Linked DNA regions of Mus musculus: region 1 is linked to region 2. Evidence: chromatin loops called from intact Hi-C (ENCODE). Cell type or tissue: left cerebral cortex. All regions are shown on one strand.

What was found. A loop is a pair of places that touch in the nucleus more often than their neighbours do. Peaks named below come from ENCODE experiments on the same cell type or tissue, not always from the same donor. Only the 100,000 strongest peaks of a DNase experiment are listed, where the experiment ranks them.
Region 1: a loop joins it to region 2, with 2.6 times the contacts of the local background. A loop is called at or near these places in 3 of 42 quality-filtered maps.

What each region holds. Positions count from the first base shown.
Region 1 is chr12:103,055,059-103,063,058 of GRCm38, forward strand. It overlaps Unc79 (unc-79 homolog), which reads left to right. Exons shown (of 49, transcript NM_001081017.2): 12 at 4,261-4,490; 13 at 6,287-6,458. Among named protein-coding and RNA genes, the nearest start is that of Unc79, 110 kb to the left of the region's middle. In left cerebral cortex, no CTCF peak of the experiment used is centred here; a DNase peak (open chromatin) is centred at 3,201; H3K27ac peaks cover 736 bases.
Region 2 is chr12:102,957,126-102,965,125 of GRCm38, forward strand. The region is part of intron 1 of Unc79 (unc-79 homolog); the gene reads left to right. Among named protein-coding and RNA genes, the nearest start is that of Unc79, 12 kb to the left of the region's middle. In left cerebral cortex, a CTCF peak has its summit at 3,451 (motif pointing right); no DNase peak of the experiment used is centred here.

The sequences.
Region 1 (8,000 bases), 98 kb after region 2:
ATGGGAATCTCCCACTTGGAGAATCCAGGCACATAACCAAATGGCTGAGGTCCTGATTGGCTTATTATGCAGCCGGAGGAGACAGAGTCAGTTCTGTGATTGTTTTAAAGTTGCCTAAGGAGCATTTATTTATTGTGTTCATCTGCTCCTTCCACCTTGCTCTCAGGGCCGGCTCCTTGGTTTTTATGAATTCCATCGGGACCTCCTTTCCAAATGACTCAGTCCCTGTTAGGTGGCTCCTGCCCTCTCATGCCTGACCAGGTGCAGTTAACGCAAGTGATTTGGCTCCTTCACCATTCAGTCACATTAGATGCCCTTATTTTATTTTATTTTATTTTATTTTATTTTATTTTATTTTATTGCAGACAGCAATTATCCTGGGTGTTTCACTGCTACAAAATAAAATTCCCTTTCCCCTTTCCTCCCTGTCTTTCCTCCCCTTCTCCCGTCCCTTTCTCACCACCACCACCACCAACCCAACCACCCGCCCCCCATCTCTTTGCCATGCCAAGAACAGAGCTCCTGTTCATGCAAGCACTCTATCCTGAAGAACACATCTAGCTCACCTCTTTTCTAGCTTTCGAAGGCCATTTTCCCGTTGCCTTTCCCGCCTCTTCCATTGTGCACCATTTAGCTCTTGGTTCCCTTTCTAGACCCCACCTCCCGCCTGGCACCAGCAGCAATGGCACCTTCTCAGTGTGTGTTCTGCCAGCACCCCACTTCTGGAGTTCATTTTCACCTTGGCTAAGGTCCAGCCAAATGTCCCAGCTTGTATGATGACGACTCACTTGCTTACAATAAATAGTAGCTTGGTAATTTGGCCTCGGTTGACTGGGCAACTCTGCTGGTTTTGCCTGTTCTCCTACGTGGAGACACAGTTAGCTGAAAGGGGTCTAGAGGTTGGCTGCTCCCCACTTTCCGTGTTGTCATGCCTGTGACATGCTGGGTTATCTGGAATGGCCCAGATACTAGGTGTCTGAACCCTCTCCTGAATGTTGTGTCCGGAGGTTCCCGAGGTAACGGTGTTTCATCAGACTCGGATGGGCCAAGCCCCTTGAAGTGAAGTTGAGGAGTCGCATACCAACCATTACATAGGCTACATTCAAAAGCAAGCCTGCCACACCATCTCTGACTTAAGGCAGTGGGAGACTCTACTTGTTAAGAGATTAAGCTGGAAGGCCTCTAGAGAGCAGAGTCTGGTCTCAGGCATGGCCTAAGTGTCACCATCTGTTTGGGTGTGACTACGGGAGAGATGTGGGGATAAGAAGGTAGCAGTCAGTTTTTTTAAAAAGATATTTTATTTACATTTCAAATGTTATTCCCTTTCCTAGTTTCCCCTCCAAAAATTCCCTATACCCTTCCCACCTCCCCCTGCTCCCCAACCCACCCACTCCTGCTTTCTGGCCTTGGCATTCCCTTATAAGAACCTTTACAGGACCAAGGGCCTCTCCCCCTATAGCCCATACAGCTAAGGACTTATCTGAGGACTTACTGTTACACCAGGTGCTTAGTGGATGTTTGCAAATCCTATTCTTGCTCTCACAAGATGATTCTGTACCTACTGATTCGGCTTGATGTAACTGCTGCCTGTGCTGTTTATACAGCCGAATGGTTGGAGAGATTGTGAGCGTGTTTTTCCTCCTCTGCATACCTCATAATTGGTATGTTCTCTATGAACCATAGGGGGAAAAATCTCACACTGGGTATAGATAATCATGGTAAATGAAGTTTTCTGTCTTGCACACAGCAGCACAGCAAAAGAATTTAAAAAAAAAAGAAAGAAAGAAAGAAAGAGAGAAAGAAAGGAAAGGAAAGAAAAGAAAAGAAAAGAAAAGAAAAGAAAAGAAAGAAAAAAATTTAAAAATGATGCTAGGATTTGGGGAGTACCCAGGCAGTTGAAAAGAGGGTGGGTGAATAGTTGACCGTAAACCCCAAGACTATGTTGTGGTGAATGACGGGATCACACCCACAGCCTATTGTTTATGTAACAGTGAACATTTCAAAGGAACAGAAAGCTAATTATAATTGTCTTTGTCCATTTTGGCTGCTACAAAATGTCGCAGGCTGGGCACTGGCAAACAACACATGTTTATTGGGAAGTCTAAGATCAAGGCATTGGTAAATTTGATGTGTGGGAGGGCCTGCTCATCAAACATGGCATCTTCTCGTGGCATATTTTTATAGCCAGCTTTCTTTAGGCCCCTTTCATAGGGGCACAGATTCCACTTCTGAGGGCTCTGTCATCATGACTTGCTTAACTCCCATAGGCTCTGCTTCCTAATATTCCTATGTGGGAGTTAAGATTTCAACATGGAGGTTCAGGCTGGGGTTTGGAGCGAGTGTCCAGGCCACAGCAGCAGCTATAAGGGGAGAAAGGGCCCTAAGCATGCATGCTGAGCAATACTGCCTGTAGAACCGTGTTGACAGCTCCTCCGTGGGCAGGAGGAGCTGTACACTAATAAAAACACACATGAGTGAAACTCAGCCTCTGAAAGAGAAAGGTTGTTGTATGAACTTTCCCCAGGGACACACAGATGTCTCCTCTCCCCAGACAGGGCACCCACAATGGACCAAAGTAGTATTCCCTCAAAATCCAAAGCCTTATGTATAGAGATGGGTGAGAGGTCACATAAAGGAGCTTGGGTGACTGAAGCAGCTGTACCACCAGAAAGTCAAACCGCAGCATGAGTGACAACTTCCTTATAGATGGAGTCTCCTCTTCGGTTAATACACCACTCTATATACGCCAGCTTTTTTGAGATCATAAAGCCATGAGCAACAAGGGCAGAGTTGCCTAGAGCTGTCTGGAGTGCAGGAGGAGAGGTTAGACTCCCAGGTAAAGGTCTAGTGACCCTCCACATCCCTCCTTCTATGAGGGAATGTCAACAGTCAGTGGGCCTGGCCTTGAGGATCTCAATCGGAGGTCACAGCTGTTGTGTGGGCTGTGAGGGCTGTTATGCTCCGTGCACAGCACTCGACGGCATCCATAAACAGGGAAAAGTCTGCGCGTTGACTCTGATGCCCAAATCAGAGGAAAACCGCAAGGAATCTTAGTAGAAGAATCACAAGACATCTCAACAGCCTATTTAAGAGATTAGGAAGAACATATTATAAATATTTTAGACTCTATGACCATAAACACGCAGCTGCAGTCTGTTGGAGAAGCTGTGACTGTGGAAAGTGTAGCGACTTAAATATCCTCATCTTGTTGCCCTGAGTCGTGGTAAGAAAACACGATTTTTCTAACGCTAGCATCCACAGTCAGTAGCCTGGTACCTGAAGAAGAACTGGTAGTTCCCACTGACAGTCCGCTGCCTTGCTGACATGCTGATGGAGGGTTTGTGTTTGCAGTCTCCCTCCTGACTCTCCTGGGGTACTGTCAGGTGGGTTCCCCACTCTTCACAAACTCTGAGTTGCTAAAAGGCCAGGGTATTATTTGTCCTTGAGTTGATTCTGTCTGTCAAGCTCTCCAGGGCTTTGTCTGACGATGTCAGGGTGCTCCCTGCTTCCTCGGAGCTCCTAAAACCTCTTCCCATAGAAGTCACCTCACTTCCCTGCCTCTTGTCAGGGCAGTGATGACAATATCTACCCCCCCCCCCACGCCACCCCTGCCCATCCCTGAAATGAAAAGGCATCTCTCTCTGCTGCACAGCTTTTCTCTTGCCGCGGCTCCGTCTGTTGATCCCTCTGCTGTGGTTGGTGTTGTGGCCAGCTCTGTGACTAGGTCTAGTTGTGCTTTGATGTGTCCTCGTGGTGCTGATTCGTATACTTGTTAAGCCTTTGGAGGGGTGGGAGTAGAGAAGGTCCTGCTACAGAGCCATCAGCCCAGTGTAGCGTAACCTCCGCCTGTCCTTGAATGCCAAGGACAGGTGAACTGCAGGGGAAATCTACTCTGTGAGAGGCAGGTAAACTAATTTTTAAAAGGCTTGTGCTGGAAGTTGAATTTTTTTCTTCCTGACTCTGGGGTGCTGTGGCGTGCTTTCTCAGCATCACGGTTCTATGTTTTTATTCTTAATTTCTGTTGAGAAAATCGTAAGCATTAAATTCAATCAACCCAGCCTCCTAATGCCGTTCCATTGCTTTCTAGATTATACCTACCCTTTCCACTAGAATAAAACACCTCTGTGTGGCTAGACCACACCTTGCATTTTGGAAACCCGGTCACTTCCTGTGGCCCCTTGAGGTTCTATTTGCTTCAGGTTTCTATCCAACTTTGTCTCAGAAGCCAGCTTTAATTGGCTTTGCTTTCTCTGCTTGCAGAACTGCAGCTCCCATGTCAGAAGGGCAGTGGTCACCTGCTTTTCCGCAGGGTGCTGCGGTCGCCACGGAAACAGGCCTGTTCGGTACTGCAAAAGGTGCCACTCGAACCACCACAGTAACGAGGTGGGAGCCACCGCAGAAACTCACCTCTACCAGACCTCTCCACCCCCCATCAACACCAGGGAGTGTGGGGCGGAGGAGCTGGTCTGTGCTGTGGAGGCAGTGATCAGGTAACCATGGCTTCCCCTGTGTGGCATTGAACTCTACTTGCGCATGCGCCAAGAAAGCAGCTCTACTCCATTTTCACATGCACTCTGCAGTCGTGCCACGATGTTTTAATAAAATGTAAGAATTCAATAAGTAGTTTGATTGGATGACAATCATGTGCAAGGCCTTGTGCTAGGTACTTGGGAGACACAAGTGCCCTTCAGTTACTTAAGCAGATACTAAAGAAAGGAAACCTTTAATTGCGGTAGGCTCTGGTGAGCACAGGGTAGCCGCAGGCAGAGGAAGCCGGTGTTAGGGTGGTGAAGCGGAGGCTGGAGCATGGCAGTCGTAGCCAGGAGGAGAGCTACAGACTATGTAGGCATGCTTACTTGCCTGTCAGGACCGAGGTGCAGGGAGCCAGGTAGCAGCAGAGCTGAGGTGAACTTCAAAACTGAGGGTCTCCAGGTGGCCGTGTAGGAGAAAGCAGCGTTTTACACCCCAACTTCTAGATGTTCTCTTTTCAGATATTATCCAAAGTCACACGATCATTAGCAATTAAATAATGCCTGAATATACAATTTTTAAGGAGCCTTTGTCGTTTCTCTTTCTCTTATACCGGTGACAAACCATAATAGGATTACGATGTCTAAATAGCACATAGGAAACAAAGATCAAAATGCAGCTGTGCACTTCTGTTTGTTCCCCAGTTGTTTTCAATGTGTGTTTTATTTATATGTCCACAGTTATAATGACTTTGTGGTTCTGAGCCGATATCCAATCCACTCTTTCCATGTTGTGCTGAAGTTTTATACTCACCGCTTTTGAGTCCATAGGCAAAACCCACAGAGCGGGCTGGGGAGACGGCTCAGTGGGTAAGAGCATGAGGACCCGAGGCTGAATGCCAGAACCCACTGTAAAAGACTGGGCATGACCACATAGGCCTGTAATGACATCACTGGGGGACCAGGACAGGCAGATCCCTGACAGCGTGAGGCTCTCAGCCTAAGCATGGTGGGCTTTCGGTTCAATAGGATACTCACTAAATAGATAAGTCAGAGAGCAATGGACAGCCAGTGCCCTTCTCTAGCCTTTGCAGGTGCACACACAAGTGTATACACCTATATCTCCAACTCACATGTACTGCGAGCATGCGCGCATGCACACACACACACACACACACACACACACACACACACACACACACACAGAGTAATTATTTGTTTTTCTCTGCCATTGTACATTTATATGGCTTTCTTTTTTTATATTTTATAAACAGCTTTTTGATACTTTGTACAGGGCTCTTCCTACATAGTCTCAGAGGTGGGTTAGCTGGTTAAAGGGTATACCTATCTTCACAATACGTTACCAAATTGTTTTTGAAAGCGTGAGTATCCGTTTCCAATGCTAACAGTGCACATGAAGCGACTTGCTTTCGCTGATCCCTTGCCAACATTCCTTATTATTACTTTTTGTCTGCTGCTTGCTCAGCAAGCTTGGAGAGGAGCCACTCCCTTGTTTCCAGAGCCTTGAACACTTGATACCCACACTTCTTCCCGTGGGGTGCAAATGACCAGTCTTGCCTTGTGAGGAGCGATCGATCGTATCAACCTTCTTGTGACCGACTGGAGGAAGGAAACTCTTAGCTTTTCTTTGAGATGGGGACATAGTAAGAAAATGAAACTAAGGTTTCTGGGTAAATGACAGGGACTTAGACGAGGGTGAGCACAATGTTTGAGGGCTCACAGGGCGATGCAAATAGGCTGTGTGATAGGATGTGTTTTTGCCTCTTCTTACCTGTCCCCCTCTCTCTCTCGGCCAGCTTGTTGAAAGAAGCAGAGTTCCACGCAGAGCAGAGGGAGCACGAGTTGAACCGGCGGCGGCAGCTGGGCCTCTCGTCCTCCCACCACTCCCTGGACAACACTGATTTTGATAACAAAGATGATGACAAGCACGACCAGAGGCTGCTCAGCCAATTCGGGATATGGTTCTTAGTAAGGAAAAGACGCCAGCCCCTCTCTGCTCCCCTCCGAACCCCTGCATTGTATCTGAGGAGGAATTGCTCCCAAAAGGAGACAGCAAAGAGTGAAGAATTAACCCTCAAATGGGGGGGGGGGTATACCCTGGGGTAGCAGCTCTCAACTCTGGGTTGCTTGTTATTGTATCCAAGAATGCCTTTAGAAAGTTACAATGTCCATATTTGTCTCCAGAATCCTGGGAACCTTTCCTCTTTAATTATAAAGAAATTTAATTTTGACAACCAATTTTTGGTACACGTATAAAAGCTTATCACTTATTAAAGATGAAGGAAGCTAATATAACGAGATGGATATGCCTGTTTGTTCTTATGGAAACCATTAAATATTGGCAGATAAGGGATACTTCAGGATGCAGAACATCTTTAAGGTTTTTCAGGGTGAATCAATATTTTTGATTTTATAGTTGTCAGTGCTCCCCTCACCCAATTTGATTTTAACAAACAAGGCAGCAAGAGCCACAGTGCCAAGGCCTTGCCTCAGTGAAGCTCACCTCCCTCACAGGACGCAATGGTAGTGCGGGCTGGGGCAGGCTGTCAAGTACTAGGTTTACCATGAGGCACCAGAGATTTACGTCTTATCATTTATGTACATGAGGAAATGTTTGTATAGTTAAGGGGGGGTCTATGGTATACATATATACCTAGATATACATATACGAACTATAGTCAGGCTACTGGGGAGGGAGTCGTTACACTGATTTGAGTCGACTCCACTACTCATCCAGTAGAGATCAGATACTGCAAAGACCCAGCTGTACGAGCCTGTTCTGCAGAGATGCAGGCTTTTTTTTTTTTTTTTTTTTTTTTTTTTTTTTTTGCCTGCTAGATACAAGGATTATGTCTCCATAGTGATTTCCCTCTTCTATGCTTGCACACAGTTTCTTGGGAGAAAAAAAAAAAGACTACCAAATTGGGAACTAATTGTTGGTTCCACATGTCTTGCTTCCAAGAACTTATTATACAGGAACACAGTGACTCCTATTGTTGGAAACTCTTTGAAGGCAGGGACAATGATTTAATTAATTAACTAATTAATTAATTAATTTTGTATTTTTTTTGGACCCTGTCAAGTGCTCAATAAACTATTGTTTCAGAACGGGTAGATATTGTTTAAAAATTACTTATAACACAGTGAGTTGGGAGAAGCACTTGGGTATCAGAGTTGTTACTGATGGAAAATTTTTTTTACCTGAATCAGGTCTTTTGAGAACTGAAATATGATCATTTTTTTTTAAAAATTGAAGATATTGATGAAATATCACTTTATCGACTTAATCTTTTGGAAAAAATTTCTAGTTCAGGTTACATAATGGAATTACAACAGGAAGACAATGCTTAGGAGATGCTCAGGGGATGTTACTGTGGTGATCCATGCATGCCTTTAGAGAGGACTGTAGTTCTGGATACATGGTAACCATTTGTAACATTGCTGGTTTTGAATGCATCATCTGGAGCCCCTCCTTTTTCCCCTCTTTAAATATGCTTGTCATAACTTTGT
Region 2 (8,000 bases):
ACCATTCTGCCAGGCTCCTCAGCTTTAAAACTTATGAGTAACTGACCATCACCACTGACCTGTGTCAGAGTTCAACTACTTAAGGAATGGAGCAATCACTTTCTACATGGTCAAATACTGAAATGTATGTAGGGTAACTTCTGTTTGGTGGTAGCATAACAAAGTTCCCCGAAACTTGCCTTTCCCCCCACCACTTAAAAAGCACATTCCAGGTCTTCCTCACTTCCTCCTTTGATGGTGGAGTTATAAAAAGACTCATGACCGACGCTCATCTAGTTAGTGCAGAGCACAGGAATCTTTCTCTCCAAATAGGAATATTCCTTTAGCTTGACTCATAATAAAGACAAGTAACTGGCTGACTACTTTTATCACCTGTGTTCCATAGGAATAGCTGTTGAGTCATTTGCCTTCATTCCTTACCTGTGCAGCTGAAGGGAAAAAGAAGAAAGGAAGGAAGGGAGGAAGAAGGAAAGAAAGGAGAAGAGAGAGATGGTGTGTGTGTGTGTGTGTGTGTGTGTGTCCATGTCTCCATCTTCTGTGGCTTCTGTAGAAATTACCAGAACCTGGTTGGCTTAAAACAGCAATATCAAATACAGCCCAGACACTTGGTGTTTTTGTCTGTCTTCTTCTGTGAAGTGGGTCTCACAATGCAGCATCCAGTAGTCTAGAACTTGCCATTTTGCCCTTGTATCTCAGATACTGGGTTGTTAGGTGTGTACCAACACATGTGATTTCTTGTCTTGTTTTTAATTTTCATAAGAACACACTGGTATTTCTCTGTTAAGTAAGGTATTCTTTTAGATCTTGGTAATATTCAGTATCAAAATATCCACCTATCAATTGTTTATACTTTATTAGGTTAAAATATTTATTTTATTTTTAATTTATGTGTATGTGTGAGTACCTGAATGGATGTATACGTACCACTTGCATGCTAAGTGCCTAAGGAGGCAAGACATGTCAGATTCCCTGGAACTGAAGTTACAGGTAGTTGTGAGCTACCATGTAGGTCCTGGGAAATCAATCCTGGTCCTCTACAAGAATAGCAAATGTCCTTAATCCCCTAGTCATCTATTCAGCCTCTGAAGTCTCTCTCTCTCTCTCTCTCTCTCTCTCTCTCTCTCTCTCTCTCTCACTCAGCATGAGTTAAATTCATTTTCTACATCCATTGCAAGCATATGACATCTTTTAACTTTATTACATTTGGAAAACTTTGAGAAATTTTGAATTAATATTAACTAGTTGGTTGGAGGAGGTAGAGTAGGGGTGAGCTCTAGTCAGGATTTGGCAATAACCTTCTGTTTAGTATTGCAAGGGAGTTGGGGACACTTTGTCTTGCTCTGCAGCACAATAGTGTGGAGTCTATTCATTCTTAAAGACTTTCTGCTTTTTGTCTACTGGGGTGAGATTTGGTATGTTTTATTTCTCATAACAAAACAGTACATTTCACATGTGTTTCCTGTTTTGTTTATATGGGGTCATGAAAAAAGTCCCTGTGAACTCAAAAGTCCTCAGGTTTCATATTTGCTTTTCTTGATCATTTTTAGTGTGGTGTGTTTATGCTTTCTTCCTGGGCCTCCTACCCATTAATTTCAGCCTTTCTTATTTCTCATTTTTTCATTTAATATTTATTTATTTATTTTGTGAGTTTTGAGTTTCTATTAATTTAATTTTTGTCAACATATGTACTTCATATATTTTTTGATGTTTCCTTTGGTTATAGCTTACGGATTTCTGGTTACAGATTAGAGATATTATCATTATTTTCAAGAAATTTTGCATAGAACTCCTGCTTTGCCAAGAGTCACTTATGGTGTAAATCCCAACATGGTTGGGCATTTTGTTTTTCGGTTTTGTTATTGATTTCTATTTTTATTGCACTGTATTCCAAAAATGATGAACTGCTGTTATTACTTAAAACCTTCAAGTTTTCTTGTTTTTTTTCTATGTTCCATGTGCACTTAAAAGACTGATGTAATGTCTATCATTGATCAAAATATCACACTTGACAGATATCTACATGATTGATTTTGATTAGCTCTTCTGCACTCTGTTGATTATTAGTGCACTTGACTGGATTGGGGAGGTATGTGGAGGTCTTTTTGATTAGTGGGTTTCTGTCTGTTCCTGCATCATCGCGTGTTGCTGCTCATGGATGTTAATCTCATTCTATTGGGTGCAAAAATATCCATGACCAAAACCTTCACTGTAAATGTAGCCTTTAGCATCATGACACACACAGGCACATCTAGTAATAGTTGGTGACCTTCTCAGGCATAAAGATTATGGCTCTGGTTTACTTCTCTGTTTGTTTGTTTAGTTGATACATAATCTTGCCTTTTAACTCCTTTGAGTTTCTTTGTTTTAGGTATGTCTTTTCTATTCTGTATAGGGTTGGATTTTTCTTTATTAGCTAATCTGTAAATCCCATTCTTTTAGTAGGTGAGTTAAGCCCATTTATATTCACTGATATGATTAATATGTTTGGCTTAGCTCTATCATTTTTTAAAACATTTTATATCAAAGGCTTTTTATATTGAGTGGGTTTTTAATTTTCTTATTTGTTCTATTCATTAAATTTATATTAATTTCTTTATGTGAGGGCAATTAGCTCCTATGTTTGGGGGGGGCTAATTATTTCTCTACATTGAACAATATTGAAATTATGTAGCCTCCCCTCGCCCAGTATCTGATATAAATAATATCTCTTTATTCATAATTAATGTCTATTAGTGAGTCATATCTACATGCACTATTTATTCTCCAGGCTTTTCAGCTTTTTACTAATTGTACAGTTGGTTCTGTGTTCTCTCCCTATAGTCATGTCTCAGCCTTGCTCTGCAGGCTCACTAACAGTACCCACCTCTTATTCTTTCTAACAGATTCTACCAGAAGGGCTCACAGGCTCAACATGCCTTGAGTTTTGGCAGGTTCATGAGAGTTTGTTTATAGCCTTGTACTTGAACTAGGTTGTGTAGATATAAAACCCTTGACTTATATTTCCCATATTCAAGGGCCTTGAATTGGAGGGGGGGGCGTTAAGAATTGATAAATAACCTAGTGCCAGTATTATTTCCCTTTTCTTGCTTACTGTTTTTGTCTGTTTGCCCAAGATGACCTCCCCCACCACACCCCCCGCCTTAACATGACATGACATGATTCATTGTTGGCTGTGTTGAAGTCATTGCCGTGTGGCCTTTTGATATTCAATTTCAAGGTATTTTAGGAAAATATTATGAAACTATTGTTTTGATATCTGTTTTTTTTCCTATTTTTTGGGACATGATCCATATCTTTTCCTCATGATCCATATCTTATGTTTGTATTTCTTTTAAGAAAAATGTTGTTTATTTATATGTGTGAGTGAGTACTTTTCCTGCACATTCATCTGTGCGCCATGCGCATGCTCAGTACCCATGCGCTCAGTACCCATGCTCATGCTCAGTACCCATGGAGACCAGAAGAGGGCACTGGATCCCTGGGAATAGAGTTTCAGATGGTTTGTGAGCCACTGTGTAGGTGCTAGGAATTGAACATGGCTCCTCTGGAAGAACAGCCAGAACTCCTAGTCACTGAGCTCTCTCTCCAGCTACTCGTTCTTTCTTTCTTCCTTTCTTTCTTTCTTTCTTTCTTTCTTTCTTTCTTTCTTTCTTTCTTTCTTTCTTTCTTTCTTCCTTCCTTCCTTCCTCTCTCTCTCTCTCTCTCTCTCTCTCTCTCTCTCTCTTTCTTTCTTTCTTTTAATTATCTTCTGAATAGATAATTTTCTGTTGTTTTAAATATATATATGTCTTTATCTTTAAAAATATCTATTTGTTTTGTATGTGTTCCTATGAGTCTGTAGGCATCTGTGCAGATGTGCATGCATGGATGTCAGGAGAAGCCTACTATCCTTCCTCACTCACTCCTCTGAGGCAGGGTGTAGTGGAATCCAGCAGCAACACGGCTGCTCTGGCAAGGCATCATATCCAAAGCTATGATCTGGCTGGAATGCAGACCTGCCCTTAGCACATGCCTTTGATCTCTCTGGCTGGAATGTAGACATGCCTTTAGTACACAGCTTTAATCCCAAACAAATGCCATCTAATTGAGGGGCAGACAAAGCGATGAATCAGAGAAAATTTGACAGAATGAGTCAGAAATAGGATATGCCCAACTTTCACAAGGACAAGAAAGAGAGGCTACTTAAGGGCAGTGAGGGAGTTAATTGAGTTGAGCTGAGTTGGGGTGGCTTTGGTTGAGTGTAGTTGTAGCTCAGTTACGTTTGGAGTAGTAGTCCAGTTCATGGAGTTCAGGGGCAGTCTTTCCAAGCAGAGTAACTCAGTCAGGAGCCAAGAGAAGCCAATTTGAATCAGTTCGCTTGGAGAGGAGTTTGCGCCAGAAGAGCTGAGTTCAGAACCAGCTGGCCAGAGTTCAGAAAGAGCTAGAAAAGGTGAGTTTATTCAGTAGTAAGTCTCAGAGGCTGAAAATTCTAGGCCTAGGTTAGCAGAAGAAGGCTGGAAGCTGAAGCCGTCAAGGTTCAGGCTTGCAGGAGATTAGCTTGTACAGTGGTTAGAAGCATCCAGGTGTAGGCCCAGGGAGAGTTAGAACAGAGATAGAAGTGCTCAGCACAAGCCCTATATTCATAAGGTTTGGGTGTGGCTCTCCTCTCATCCTTTCATCTGAGAAAATAAAAGTGACATTTACATTTACAGCAGGGTCTCTCCCTGAACCTTGGGCTTACAGTTTCTCAGCCAGGCTAGAAGCCAGCAAGCCTCATTGATCTTTCTGTTGCTGGCCTCTCAGAAGGGGTTCGACGTGCCTTCAGGGACATCTGGCTTGTGCAAGTCCTGGAATCTGAGCTCTAGTCCTCATAACTATTCCGAAAATGTTTATTGACAAGATATCTCTCCAGGATTGTATTTTTAAAAAAATATGCCTTTATTAGTCACTTTTGAACTAGACTATTTGTGGTGATTCTACACATAAACTCATTTACTTAGCCCCTAACTTGAAATGGTAAATATAGATTAAAAAATGGACACCACTTAGTTGAATATTGTCATCTCATGATTACCATCTTATTATATGCATAAGCATTAGCTTGTAATCATAAGCATTTGACTATATCATTATGTTTTCTTCTGTTTGCCAATTTTGGAAATAGTTTCACATAGTAAAATCAATCTGTCTTCAAAATGTAGCTGGATGGATTTTCCTAAATTTATACACGCATGTAAGGTGCTACCACAGTCAGAGTGACAGGGCCCTCACCATAGAGGAGTGCCTGCACTTTTGACCAGGAGCTGCTTCCGCTACCCCAGCTCCAGAAGGACACTGACTTGTGTCTGTCACGGAAGTATTGCCTTTTGTAGAATTTCACATAAATGCAGTCGTTCATCACTTAGCGTCCATATTTATCTTTTGTTTTTTTCTGTTTTCTTGTTCAGCTGATACAATCAGTTAATTTATAAAGAGGAAAGGGTTTTAAAGGTCATTGCCTGTGTTTGTTTTTGGGCGAGGGTAAGCCAGCATGCCATGGAGCTGAGAAAGCTTCTTAGCTCGTGGCAGTCAGGGAACAAAGAGAGGAGAATCTGGGTCCCCAGTAGGACACACCCCACTGGCACGCACCAGTGACCTAACGTCTTTCCATTAGATTCCACCCTTTGAAGGTTCTGCTACCTCCTGAAGGTGCCACAGGCTGGTCACCTTTGGGGAACTCCTATCTAAACTATAGCAGGTCTTAATTAGCACAATGTTTTTGAAGGTCACTTGTGTCATTCTCCTTTACGGCTCTGTCGTATGTCGTGGCATGTGTGCATTGCTCTTCATTCACACATTCACCATTCAGTAGATATCTAGATAGCGTCCAGCTCTTGGACCTTGCTGGGGATGTTGGTGTGTATGTTTCATGTGGGATTTATTTTTTATTTCTCTGTTTTTTTTTTTTTTTTGAGACTGTATCTCACTATGGATTCCATACTGGTCTGAAGTTCACTATGTGGTCCTGGTTGGTCTCGAATTTACAGTAATTCTTCTGTCTCAGCTTTTCAAGTGCTGGGATTGTAGTCATGGTCCAAGACCCTGGCTTTGGGCATATGCTTCACTTGTGTGTGTGTGTGTGTGTGTGTGTGTGGTGTATGTACATGACTATACAGATGTAATTGTGTGCACATGTAGAGGCCAGAGCAGGATGTCAGGGTGAAGCCTGTTGCTCTGTCTTATTTTCTCCAGGCAGAGCCCCTCACTCCACCGGAGGCTAGGCTGGCAGGCCAGTGAGGGCTTGGGATTCTCCGGTTTCCACTCTCAATGCTGAGGTCACAGACACATGCAGACATGCCTGGCTTTTTATGTGGGTGCTAGAGATTCGAACTCAGGTCCTGATGCTTATACCGAGTCACGCTCCTTACCTCTGTTTACATCCAGGTTCAATACCTGGGATACAATTGCTTGGTATTATGATTAGTGAATATTTGATGTTAAAAGATACTGCCCTACCCTTTTATAAAATGGTTGGAATGTTTTTGTACTCCCACCAGAAATGTAGGAGAGGGTTCCAGCATCCTTTGTCCTTGCCTCTACTTAATATTCTCAATCATTTTAATCTTACCCTTTCTAGTCAGGGTATATGGAATCTTCTTTGGTTTTAGCTAGCATTTCTCAGAGGACTAACAACGTGGAGAATATTTCCATGTGCTCATTGGCTATTTGGTATCTTCTTCTGGACAATGCCTGTTCTAATCCGTTGGCCATTTTAATTGAGATGTTTGGTTTTAGTGAGTCGTAAGAGTTTTGTGTGAGCTCGAGGCTCAAGGACATTTTCCTGAAAAATTTGCCTCCAAATATGTAGCTTATCTTTGTGTTTTATTAACTACCAACTTTAAAAAAAATGGGTGGTGTGTGTGTGTGTTCATATGTGTGTGCAGAAGTGTGTGTACACGTGTGGAGGTCAGAGGACAACCTTGGCTGTTAGCCTCAGGAAGGCCATCCCCCTCCTTTGAGGCAGAGTCAGCTATTGGCTTGGAGCTCACCAGTTAGACTAGACTGTCTAGCTTCAGGGACCCACTTGTCTCTGCTTCTGCAGCACTGGCATTACAAGTGTGTGCCACCATCCCTGGCATTACAAGTGTGTGCCACCATCCCTGGCATTACAAGTGTGTGCCACCATCCCTGGCATTACAAGTGTGTGCCACCATCCCTGGCATTGAACTCAGCTCCTCGTGCTTGTGAGCAAGCGTTTTGCCAAATGAGCCACCTCCCCATCCCTAACCGTGACTTTAAAGATGAGAGTTTTTAAATTTCCTTGTTTCTTATGCAAATTTTTCTTTTATCATTTTTGCTTTGATATCCTCTTCGAGAATTCCCCCCCCCCCCACCACCACCACTGTCACAAATATTTTCTCCAAGGTTGTGTAGAAGTTAAATTGTTTTTCCTCTAACTTTTAGCTCTGTGAATACTTTAGAGTCAATTTCCATGTGTGATGTGAGGTGAGGTTTGGAGTTTATTGTTTCTCCATACAATATCCATTCATTCAGGCTCCATTTGCTATGAAACCCATCTTGTCTTTATTGAAGTCCCTGGAGACCTTTGCAGAGAATCAGTGAACCGTGGATGTGTAGCTTTATCTCCGTGCTCCATTCTGTTTATCCATTTGAGCCTTTCTCTTTATTCTAAGACACACCGTCTTTGCAAGTCTGTGTTGTACATTCTCTTTCAAACTTGTTTCAGCTTTTTTGCTTTTCATATAGGTTTTAAAATCTAGAGAAACACACACACACACACACACACACACACACACACACACACACACACGAGAATACACTTGGGGAGATCTTATTGACTTGCCCTTTGCAATATTATATCTTTAATTAAATGTTCTCCCCAAGTGTTTTGGTGAATTAGGTTGTTTTCTCAATTTTGTTTCTGGGGGGCATGGCTTGTAGCTCAGTGGGAGAGTGCACGTGGGGCACTTGCAAGTCTCTGGGTTCCATCTTCACATCTAACAGAACAAAGTAAGCCTGAC